Regions from separate parts of the Homo sapiens genome. Here region 1 is linked to region 2. Evidence: chromatin contacts called from ENCODE Hi-C data. All regions are on one chromosome and are shown on one strand. Each heading gives the region's core, a stretch centred on a gene start or an enhancer-like site at or near the end of the contact. The rest is flanking DNA. Distances are from core to core; before and after follow the strand shown.

The links. A loop is a pair of places that touch in the nucleus more often than their neighbours do. Pooled maps may share reads with other maps.
Region 1: a pooled map shows a loop between it and region 2 (3-fold over the local background). The contact joins the enhancer-like site here to the promoter of AGBL4 in region 2. A Hi-C loop is called at or near these places in 4 of 50 pooled maps.

The regions. Positions count from the first base shown.
Region 1 is chr1:50,330,998-50,336,586 of GRCh38, forward strand. No RefSeq gene overlaps it. Among named protein-coding and RNA genes, the nearest start is that of LINC02808, 13 kb to the left of the region's middle. RefSeq lists an enhancer at 1,891-2,391 and a silencer at 2,075-2,274. Within about 2 kb of position 2,719, at least 3 of the 41 ENCODE cell types and tissues checked have a DNase peak (open chromatin) inside an H3K27ac peak, as active enhancers do.
Region 2 is chr1:50,022,541-50,028,410 of GRCh38, forward strand. AGBL4 (AGBL carboxypeptidase 4) reads right to left here and starts at 1,414. Exons shown (of 14, transcript NM_032785.4): 1 at 1,223-1,414. The coding sequence starts at 1,256. It overlaps LOC105378708 (a long non-coding RNA gene), which reads left to right and starts at 1,481. Exons shown (of 3, transcript XR_947311.3): 1 at 1,481-1,582.

The DNA of each region.
Region 1 (5,589 bases), core at 1,469-3,968, 310 kb after region 2:
AGTGACTCCAGACCTATCACTATATGCCAGGTTAAAAACTTTACATAAATAAACTCAACAACCCATGCAGTACTATTCTTATTAGGCCTAATTTACAGATAGGAAACAGGCAGAGAAAGATTAAGTGACTTGTCCATGGTCATATAGCTAGAAAGTGGCAGAGTTGAGATTCAAACCCAAGTGATCTGACTCCAGAATCCATCCTCTTCACCACATCCATCCTACCTTACTGAAGAAACAGGGCAGTCCCAAAGAAAAGAACTCCCCTTTTTTGATATTTATGTGTCCCCCCCACAAAACAAAAGGCCAAGTCCTGTCTGGTCCACCCAGAGGGAAATCAGCCCCATCTGCCTTCACAGACATCCAATGCCAGTCAACTTCTTGGACACTTATCCTTAACTATGGACAAAAGCCAAGGACCAGTAAAGATTAAAGAAGCCTCCAACCAACAGGAGGAGAGATGCAGAACCACAGAGAGACCACAATAAAGCAACCAAACAAAAGAGGGAAGCTGGAGGAGACAGAGATAAGTCAGCAAACCGGAGGGAAAAAAATCACTATTGATATCCTCAGAGAGATAAATACAGAGGCTGTATCTATGTTGTGGGGTGGGGGGAAGGAAGAACAGAGAATGAACAAGTATGATAGCTGAAATTAAAAATTCAGTAGAATGGTTGGGACATATATATAACGAAATAGCCTAGAGAGTAGAAGAGAAAGACAAGCAGAAGGGAAATACAGAAAAGTGAAAAGACACAGGAAAAGCAGGGCTGGAGGCCCAAGCTCCAACTCGCAGGAGTTGTGGAGAGCAAGCAGACAGAAGACTACTAAGGAAAAATAAAGTTTCACAGGACTAAAAGACAAGTTTCCACATTGAAAAGGGCCACCCAGAGCCTAGCACAACGAATGATAAAAGCCACCACGTGACAAGTTTTGTGAAATTCCAGAATTCCAAAGATTAAAAAAAAATCCTCAAAAACAGCCAGAGAGAAAGAAAAGCTGCACATAAGGAACATGAATCAGAAGGCATGAAGCTTCTCAAGGGTCACTCTAGGTGTTCGAGACAGTGCAAGGCACCCATGTATAAAGGAGAATGATTTCCAACCCAGAATTCTATGCTTAGCTGAATTATTGATCAAGTGCAAGGGCAGAATACGGAAAAGTCCACATGGATGAAAATTCCCCCACCCCTGCCCAATTTCTTAGGAAGCAATTAAAGTTTTCAAAAGAAGGGAGCAAACCAATAGAGACAGAGGACCATGAAATGATCCTGGAGAGACACCCTTGGACCAGAGGGTTCCTGCAGACAGCTGGGTAGTGCAGTTTGGGAGGGAGCATTCCTCAAGGCAGAATACCGAACATGACAGAGGAGGTTTTGTCGGGAAGCTATAGGATGAGAAGCCGTGGCAGTTTTGATACAGGTTTTGGGAAAACTAACAGCTACATTTTCTTAAAAGGAATGCTGATCACTGAATTACCTAAAAATAGTGCTTCAGATATACCGGGCATGCGCATGGGGCTGGAAGACAGCTAATTCCTTATTTATTCTAACAGGGAGACAACAGATAAAGTCTAGCGTTGGTAAATTAAGAAATCGCAGCATGAGCATATTATTTTGAAGTATGAGGGTAAATGCCAGAAAATACAGGTAAAAGTGGCTAAAGTGGTTGCCATCAGAGTGCAGAACTGGGAGGATGGATTGGGTGAGGCAGGAGATGGCTGTTTTTCCATAAAGAAGAAGCCTTTCCATTTGCATCCAGCCTGGGCCTCAGATTTCCTGAAGCACTTTCACATACAATATGAATTGGTTTCCTCAAGAACCCCCCATTACAGAGACAGGAAGCAGAGGCCCGGACAGAACAGTGACCGCTCAAGGTCACGCAGCAAAGCCTGGGCCCCCAGCGCTGGTTTGGTAGACCCCATCCCCACCCCGCCACCCCGTCACCCCACACCCAGAACCACACCCAGAACCAGAAACCAGCTAAAGGCCAGCTGGGGCGCCAGACGACTCGCCCTGCCCCGTCGACGCCCCAGACGGTGTTGCCGACCTCCGCCCCGCAGCGCTGGTGTGGGCGCGGCCGGACCTCACTCAGCCTGCACTGCCCCGCGCCGCTCGCCGCGTCCACACTGTCCTTGGGAGGACGCGCGGGGAAGCCGCGCACGATGCGGCAGCGCCCCCTGCCGGGCTCCGGGCGCTCCGCTCCCAGCCGGCTCGGCGAGTGCTCCGGGAAAGGGGTCCGGACCCCACACGCACTGGGTTCCAGGACAGGCTCTCGCTCGGGCTGGGCCGACTCTGGCCCGCCTAGGCCCCGGGCACGCTGCAGTGAAGGCGGTACCCTCACCACAGTCACAGAACGTGTCGGCTGCCCGCGCGTCCTCCCAAGGACAGTGGACGGGAGCTGGGGCTGGAGAGGGTAACGACCTGCCCAAGGTCACACAGCACCGCAGTGGCACAGCCAGGACTGGCACCCACACCTCCCGCGGAACCTTGCAGGGGCCCAAACCACCTGGGTTCTAGAGCTCCTTGAACTGGCCTCTTGGGCTTTAGGGAAGAGCTGGGGACGAGGGAATGGGGTGGGGCCACACCACATTAGCACGGACCCTTGGGTGACTTGGGCGGAAGACGGGGCGTCAGGGCCGCCTGCGCGCGCGTGACCTCCAAGGGTCCTTCTGGCGCTCCTCCGGCGCTGCGTGCGGCGCTGGGCTGCGGCTCACCCGACACACCGGCGGCAGCCGCGGCTGCCCCCTACTGGCGGAAGGAAGAGTCGCCGCTCCGGGGCCCTTGGCGGCCGCCGCTCTTCGCGCCTCCTTGGCCTGGCTGCCACCCTTCCACCCTCGGGGGAGACCCCGCGCTCTGTGCTCACTCGGGGAAGAGAGGCTCAATCACGGCCTGGACCAGCACTAGGGACCTAAACGCTCTTCTCAGTGTGCGTGAAGCCAGGTCCTCAAATCCGCCTTCAGTAAGAGCAGCACAGGGTCGTGGTTAAGAGCATGGACTGCAGAGCCCGACTGCATGAGTCCTGGCTCTGCCTCTCCTCAGCTGTGTTACCTTAGGCAAGTTACCAAAACTCTGTGTGTCTCAATTTTTGCTACCACAAAATGAAAATAGTACCTAATACATAGACATTGTATGTATGTGAACGCTTAATTTAACTGCATAGCAACCCTATGACGTTGATACAGTTATTCCCATTGAATGATGAGCCACAGACAGGTCAAGTAACAACCAAGTTTCCGCAGGAAATAAGTGGTGGAGTTAGAATAAAAATCCAAGTAATCTGGCTCCAGGATCCCTGCTTTTATACACCATGCTAGACCCGGATGGTAATAGAACCCACATTTTAGGGTTGTCCTGAGGGTTCTATGAGCTGACGGATGTAAAGTGTTTAGAATGGTGACTGGCACACAGTAGGCAGGAGGTAAGTGTTCACTGAGCACCTACTGTGTGGCAGCACTGTACTAGGCACCTGGGATACAGCAGTGAGCAGGCTGATCCAGCCACACCCTAGTGAAGCTGCCAGCCTAGAGAGGCAGACATTGAACAAGCCTGACAAACATTTAGGGTGCCCTGAGATTGAGGATCCCAGGTCAGAGGGTGGCCCAGACCCATACCCAGCCACTGACAGAGGGCCAACCTCAGGGAAGAATCCAGTACAGAAATCTCAGAGTAGGAGACAAATACCCCAAGCTGAGAAAGGCACTCAGAGGAGGTGCCTTCTGACTTGAGCCTTGAGAGCTAAGGTCTTTGCCAGGCAGAGGTGAGATGGGATAAGGCCCCTCCTCTTGCAGCCATTCACTCTGCCCCCACCTGGAAGTCCTCAAGTCCCCCCTTCTAAGGCAGGAATCGCTGGCGAGCTGGTTTGGATCCACAAGACAAATTATCTTGGTTTAAAGAACCACTCCCAAAGCCCACAGAGAATATTTTTCCAGGTGGGGGAGAGGTGTGATGAGGGGAGCATGAGGCCCCAGAGAGATTAACTCTAAATGGGCCACCTCAGGAGGCAGAGAACTCATCCCCATCAAGGTGGACAAGAGGCTGGAAAGCCACCTGCAGGTGTCTTGTGGGGGCCTCCCTGGGCAGCCAGAGCAGTGGAACAAGCTAACTTCACTGGTTCCTCTCTGTGACAAATCAGATTGCCCTTTCAAAATGTCCTTGTTGATGCCCCTCGGAGGGCTGCGTGGATCTCAGCCGCTCTTCCCCCGTGCCAGCCAGTTTAATCAGATGGCTTTCCTCCAGACTCCTGACTGTAGCCTGAGCTTGCCAGAGAAGGGAGATGTTAATCAGGTAAGGATGGATTCTAGGAAAACAAACAGGAGAACTTTGGTGGGCTGGACAAGCAGCAGACATTTGTTGAGCCCTTCTTTTGTGGCAGATCCCTTACTAGATGCTTTACATTTACGATTTTATTCTTAATCCCCAGAGCAGCTGTGTGAGGCAGAAGTAGTATTTATTATTCCCCATTGTCTATGTGATTGAACCAAGACTCCGGAAGCGGCAGAACTTACCCAAGGTCACAGGGCTGGCGAGCAGCAGAGGCAAGATTTGAAACCAAGTCTGGGTAACATTAGAATGGGAATCTTTTCCACCACATTCCAGTGTTTCCTTAGAGGAGCCTGATGCAGGGTAGAAGCGATGGGGGAGCAGAGGGTTGGGGAGAAAAAGATGGAGGAGGGGTTTTTGCCAGGCAGGCAAAGACAAAGAAATGCAGGTTGGAAGGAGACAATGTCTCAGCCAAGGTCTTCATTTTCTCCCTAGGCCACATAAAATCAGCTGGGCCGAGGCCTCCTCCCTCTGCAGGGTATTTTGAAAACCACCCACCTCTAAATTTCTTCTGTTCCTGTGCTTTAAAGTTCCTCTAAAAAGTTGGAATAAATTTGCCTGTCTTTTCTCCCAGACAAATGCAGAGGAGGAAAACAAAAAGAACACGTATTTTATGAACGCAAATTTGGGACAGTGACACCTCCAATCATTATTTTATGGCATGATGATATACAGTAATTAGGTGTCAAGAGTAATCTATGGCCACAAGAACAGAGTCATCTCTGCGAAAAAAAATGCTCTTTCCTCCCAGAAGGAAATCTGAGTGTGGAGAGGGAGGGGGCGGGAACTGAAGCCTGCAGAAGGCAACGCACAGCTGCCTACTGGGCATGAGGCGAGGAGGCCCAGCAGCTGGGATGGTGCTCCTGGGGGGCGGGAGGAAGGGCCCTTTCCTGGGGGTCAGGAGGAGGCCTAGATATGAGTCTCACCTCCTGGCTCTGACACCCCTTTCCTGTAACCTTGGACAGAACTCATTCCCTCTCTGGAAGACATTTCCTTTAATTGCCAGGACCTGGAGCCCTCCTGGAAGGTTTCCTGAGAAGTGGAGCTGGAGTTGGGCCCCAAGAGATGGGAGGATGTGGATGGGCATGCAGAAGCAAGAAAGGCCTTCTGGGCTAAGAAGCTGGCCCAGGAAAAGGTATGGAAGAGGGAAATCTGCCTTGAGGACCCACTTATGGGGAGAATTGTTTTTAAGACAGCATCATTCACGACAGCTGCCAATTTATTCTTTTATTTCTCTGAGATAAAATGCTGAGTTTTCACCTTTGTTT
Region 2 (5,870 bases), core at 164-2,663:
TCCTCGAACTTATTTCTGAGGGTGTCATAGTTTTCAGTTCCAGTTTCTGGGGTGTGGTGTGTATGTACCATAACCACACACACACACACACACACACACACACACACACACACACACACACCAGGACCAAAGTAATTCAAGTGGATCACTCTTGTAATGATAATACCTGATCAGGACATATATACAAGGTTATGTATACCACTGCCAACACCCATCACACACATATTCCCAAAGCCACTTCTTTTCTACCCACACACCCATGCCATCCCGTAACATCCAGTTCTTCAGTGGTCAGCCTCATTTAGAGGCAAACTCCCTCCCACATACTCAAAACTGTAAAAACCTTTGCTTTCTTCTATGACCCTGTGAGAAACTTAAAGTCAGTATCTCACAAATCCCAGCCATATGCACAAGGGGTCCCCTCAGGAATAGGATCCTGGGTCTCCCTTCCTGTCAGTCTTCCTGTCCCTTAAAGGCTATCTTCTACCCACAGAAGTGTGGACATGCACTCCTTTGATTCTGAATGACCTTCAAGATCATTGAACCCACACACACTCACACTCACGCTCCAGCCTCCTTTGGTAGGCTCCTAAAGGACTGGGGCTCCGGGTATCCCCTCAAGGCCTCTTGTCTTTTTAAGGACCCATACAAGAATTATTTGCATAAATTTCTCTGTGACCAGGAGTGACCCTGAGGACACTGCACATCCCCAAACACAAATACTCTAACTCCCCCTTCCATGGCACTGTCTGATATTAAAGTAACACACCTTCCACGTATACCTCCCTCTTTAGAGTCAGAGCCTCCTACTCCCACCCCGAGCCCAAATCATGCCCCTTTAGGGATCTCTCCCATGCTCCCACAGGGCAGTGTACACCCTTTCCATGACACAGCCTAGCCCTAGGATTAGCCTTCACCACAGGTGATCCCAGGATTAAGATCCTGTCTCTTCCCTCAGGTCCCAGCCCCTTTCGGGCCCATGTTCTGTCAGAAGTGTGCACACTAACCCACACTCCCCTCCACCACCCGGACTTCGAGGTCCCTGCCCGCCATTCAGAGGGGTGCACGCCACCCTTGACCCCTGACCCTGAAGTCATAACCCACCGCGCAAATATACAGGACCGCCTCCTCAGGAGTAGGACCATGCCCGAGTCCCCTGTTGCCTGAGACCCAGGACAGCCTGGCCGCCTCAGCCTTCCCCAGATCGGCCGCCCCCACAGACCTGCCTCAGGCGCCGACTGGCTCCCCTCCGCCATTTTTGTTGTCCCTCAGTCTCCGAGCTCACGCGAAGACCGCGGGGCAGTAGGGAGCGGGTGGTGGGATCAGTGGGCTGACAGGAGCTACCTCAGGAAGACGCGGCACGACGGTTGCCTGGGCAACGGGCGGCAGGCGCGCGGGTGGCCGGCGCGCGGCTGAGGGCGGGAGGGACGCCTGGGAGGAGCGTGCGTCCAAGGCCCCGCCCCCGCGGCGCGAGCCCGGGCCTGAGCTGGGACTTGGGCCCCGGGGCGCTGCTCCTCCGCAACCGATCCACCGCATCCTGGCAACTGAGCAGGCTCCGCCACCCCTAGAGCACAGGGGCCAGGTCTGTAGGGATGGCGCTTTCCTGACGGCGACCGGGGTCCTCGTACTGACCGCCCAGACTAGCTAAACTGGCTTTTCTGTGGTTGGTGCTCAACTTTGGGGACTTGGGACAGGTTTCTTGATTTCCCAAAGCTTCTCCCCTTGGTTTGCCTGGGTTACTCGTCTTCAACTGAAATGCACTGAAAACCAACTGTGTGCCCACCCCAACCCAAACACACAGAGGCCCAAAGGGTTCTGGCTCCTTGCCCCTCTGCGACAGCAACCCTCAACCCCAGAAAAGACTTATCCTTTTGCTGACGTATTTTTCAGTAAATATGGGCTGCTGTTTCCCACCTTTCAGTAGTGACACGCCGTTATCGTCTAAAACCAAGCTGGAACATTACCCGTCCTGACCAGCTCTGCCCTCCCGCAGTCCCCTGTATATTCCCTCTATTCCAAATGCTTTATGCATTATTTCCTTCTCGACCATGAGCTCTCTGATACCTACGGTTGTTCTCTTATCTTTGTATACTCCATAGTGCAGCGTGGTGCATGACACAAAGTAGGATCTCAGTCAATGTCTGCTGAATGGAAAATGGTGGTAATCTGAAAGGAAATGAGGTGGAGAGAGTGAAAGAGGGAAGGGGGAAAAACGCTAAGAAAAATGTGTTATTGAGCTGATTGCTTTAGTAGACAACTATTTTTAATCTTGCTTCAGACTCTGAAAAACAGGGTAGAATGTGTGCCTGCCGTTGTCCCACTGAAGAACACAGAGTCTGGGGCATTTGTCTCCTAATTTCTGTCTCCATTGGTTGAGGGTTGCTCTCCACCTTCCAGCTTGAACTCTCTCACATTTCCTGGTTATGCTTGCCAGGGCTGAGCAGACTTCTAGAGTTTGAGAGAAAGCCTTGAGGCAGAAATGCAGAGACGGACCGGAAGGCCTTCTAAGTAAGATGCTGGCCACATGCATGGAACTGTCCATTCATCTGCATTAAAATCAGGGATAAGAATCTTGTACAGAAAGTTACATGAAAATAGCTATCAGAATTATCTCTCACATTTGAACAGTTTAAAATTCACAAGCCATGTCCACACAACTATCAAGATGAATATATATGTGCTTTCCACAGTCCTAATGACACTTATGTAAAGGCTGTGAGGGTTTTGGGAATTTCGGTGTCGGAGGAGTCAATAAGGGCTAAGAAGAACAAAAGAACTACATTAAGTATAGGGAGATGGAAAAATAAAGAGAAAGATGTGGGTTCTACTCAGACTGATGTTATAGCTTTATAATCTTGGGCAAATCACTTAAACTTACTGAGCCTCAGTTTCCTCTTCCAACAAACTGAGACAAAGGTCCTGCCTACCACAAAGAGTAGCTCTAAGACACAAATAGGGTGATGAATGAAAATGCATTTGATGAGTATGAGCCAGGCTCTGTGCAGATGCTGAGGATAAAGAGACAAATATAACATTATTAAATTGAACCACATTGGTCAATTTAAATTTTAAGTAAAATTTAGAACTCAGTTATTTAATCAGAATTGCCACTTTTCAAGTGCTCAATAGCTACATGTGGCTACTGGCTACCATATTGGACAACATATGTATAGAACATTTCCATCACTGCAGAAAGTTTTGTTAGTCAGAATTGATAGACAAATGCCTTACTGGGCAGAGGAGACGAAAAGCCTGGAAAACCAGCTTGCTGACAGGACCAGGTTCGGTTCTCCTCTGTGTCAGCTATTCCTCAGGAAGCAGTGCAGGAGGGAGTATAGACTTCTTCACTACTGCTGGAGTCTTCAGAGACTTCCCTTTTGTTGTGTGAAAAATAACACAGCATGGGAAGTGGGGGGAAAACGTCCCCTACATGGGCTCCTGGGAATTAGTTTCCCCGTGCTACCATTCATATGTCCCTGGGAGGTCTGTCTTCCCCAGAGACCTCCTATGATTTCTGTCTCCACAGAAAACACCCACCCACAACAAGGGTGCCTTCTTTCAAGCAAAATATACCCTGTAGGATTCACCCACTCCCTCCATAAACATTCATTAAAATGATACCTTCCATGTGCCTGGCCACTAAGTTAGATGCAGAATGGAATGAGAGAAATATTTAATTTATAATCATATTTTTACGAGCACAAACTCATTTCATTCTCAGAGCAGCATTATGATATTTGTATTAATATCAGCCTCTTGTACAGAAGATGAAATTGAGGCTCACAGAGTTTAAGTGACTTATACAAAGTTTCAGGCAGAAAGTAGCAGACTCAGGGAAGACTGAAATTATGCTAGGAAATTCATCTGTGTTATCTCATGTAATTTTCACATCAAAAATACCATGCCTTTGAAGTTTACAAACTAATTGGAAAGAAAGGATTAACATGCACAAATTCAGTTTACAATTAATTTCCAAACAATGTGGTAAGAGCAATGACACAGGCATGCTCAGCAAAGTGGAGGAGCACTAAAGAGAGATCCCCTTGATGGGCATCTATAGCCACAGCCCACCAGAAGTATTCAAAATAGCCAATCCTAAATGTTTACTCTGCTCTACCTTGCGATTCTCACAGAAATCCCAATAAAGGCTTTGGCCTAGGATTTCCCCTTGCTCCTGTGTTCTGACACCAAACCAAAACCTGGTGTTTCCCCTGTGACCCTTCATGGCATAAACTTCTTTCCAAGCCTTGTTCTCATTTACTCCTGTGGCCACACCCACTTAATCATACCATATCCAACATTTATATTCTTAGGACATACTTGTTATTCTGCTCTTTAATAAACAGGCTATTGTTGTTTACTCTTTCCATGTAAAATTTTAAATCAGCTTGCCTAATTGCAAAAAAAAAAAAAAGAAAAAAAGAAAAAAGTAATAATGTTGCTGGTATTTTATTAGAATTGTGATAAATTTATAGATTAATTTAGGGAGAAATGACATCTTTATGATACTGAGTCCTTTTATCCAAGTACATGATATATCTTATAATCTGTTTAAGTCTTCTATGTCCTTCAGAAATATTTAACAAATAGTTTTTTTTTTTTTTTTGGAGACATAGTTTCTGTCACTGAGGCTGGAGTGCAGTGGCGCAATCTTGGCTCACTGCAACCTCTGCTTCACCGGTTCAAGTGATTCTCCTGCCTCAGCCTCCTGAGTAGCTGGGACTACAAGCACAGACCACCATGCCACCATGTATTTTGTTTTAGTAGAATCTGGATTTTACCATGTTGGCCAGCTAGTCTCAAACTTCTGACCTCAAGTGATTCGGCCTTCCAAAGTGCTGGGATATGTGTGAGCCACCACACCTGGCCAAAACATTATAATGAGATATTTTATATACATTTTCATACTATGTCTTTAAAATCAGGTTTGTGTTTTACACCCACAGCATGTTTCAATCTGAATTAGCCACCTTTCAAGTGCTCAGAAGACACATATGGCCGGCAGCTACCATACTGGAAAGCACAGGTCTAAACACTCTAATTAAAAGGCAGAGATTGACAGAGTGAATTGGGGGAAAAAATAAGCGAGACCTAATTCTATGCTGTATACAAGAAATTTACTATAAATATAAAGATATATATGGGTTAAAGTAAACAGAAGGAAAAACAGACTTTACAAACACTTATCCAAAGAAGGCTGGATTAATATCAAAGTAGACTTCAGAACAGAATATATTGCTAAAATAGTTAAAGAGGACATTACATAATTATAGAGGTCTTCTCAGCAAGAAGATGTATAACATCATTCTTAATAATGAATTACTGAATGCTTATGGTGTAAGGCCTAAAAATAACACTATATGCTGCCTTCACATCTAGTAAAAACAGGAGGGCCTGGAATTACCTAACCACAAGTTCTCCTCCCCATTCTCCTCACACAGATAAGGTCTCCAAGTCAAACAACACTCCTTATCAAACAGATCAGGTATAGTTCCGATTATCCCTGAGTGGTTTCAGTTCCCTACCAATCCACAGAATTATTCAAACAAGCCAATTAAATCCTCTCATAGGAAACAGGGAAGCACTCAACCCTTTTGAAACTACAAAGCCTGCTTCCTACAGCCACTGATTGTTCACTGTGTTCCTGAGTATAACCTCCATTTGGCCCTTTGATGGTGTACAATGTCATCTTCTCCTGGGCTGTGAGTATATGTGACTAATAAACTGCTCTCAATCTCATCTGTCATGTCAGGTGTCATGTATTCAGCCATTCCCATAACGCCAGGGCAGGAATTTCCCCTCACCAATGGGGTGAATGGAAAGTAATTAAACAAGTAATTAATGCTTTCCTCTATAAATCAGGAAGAAGA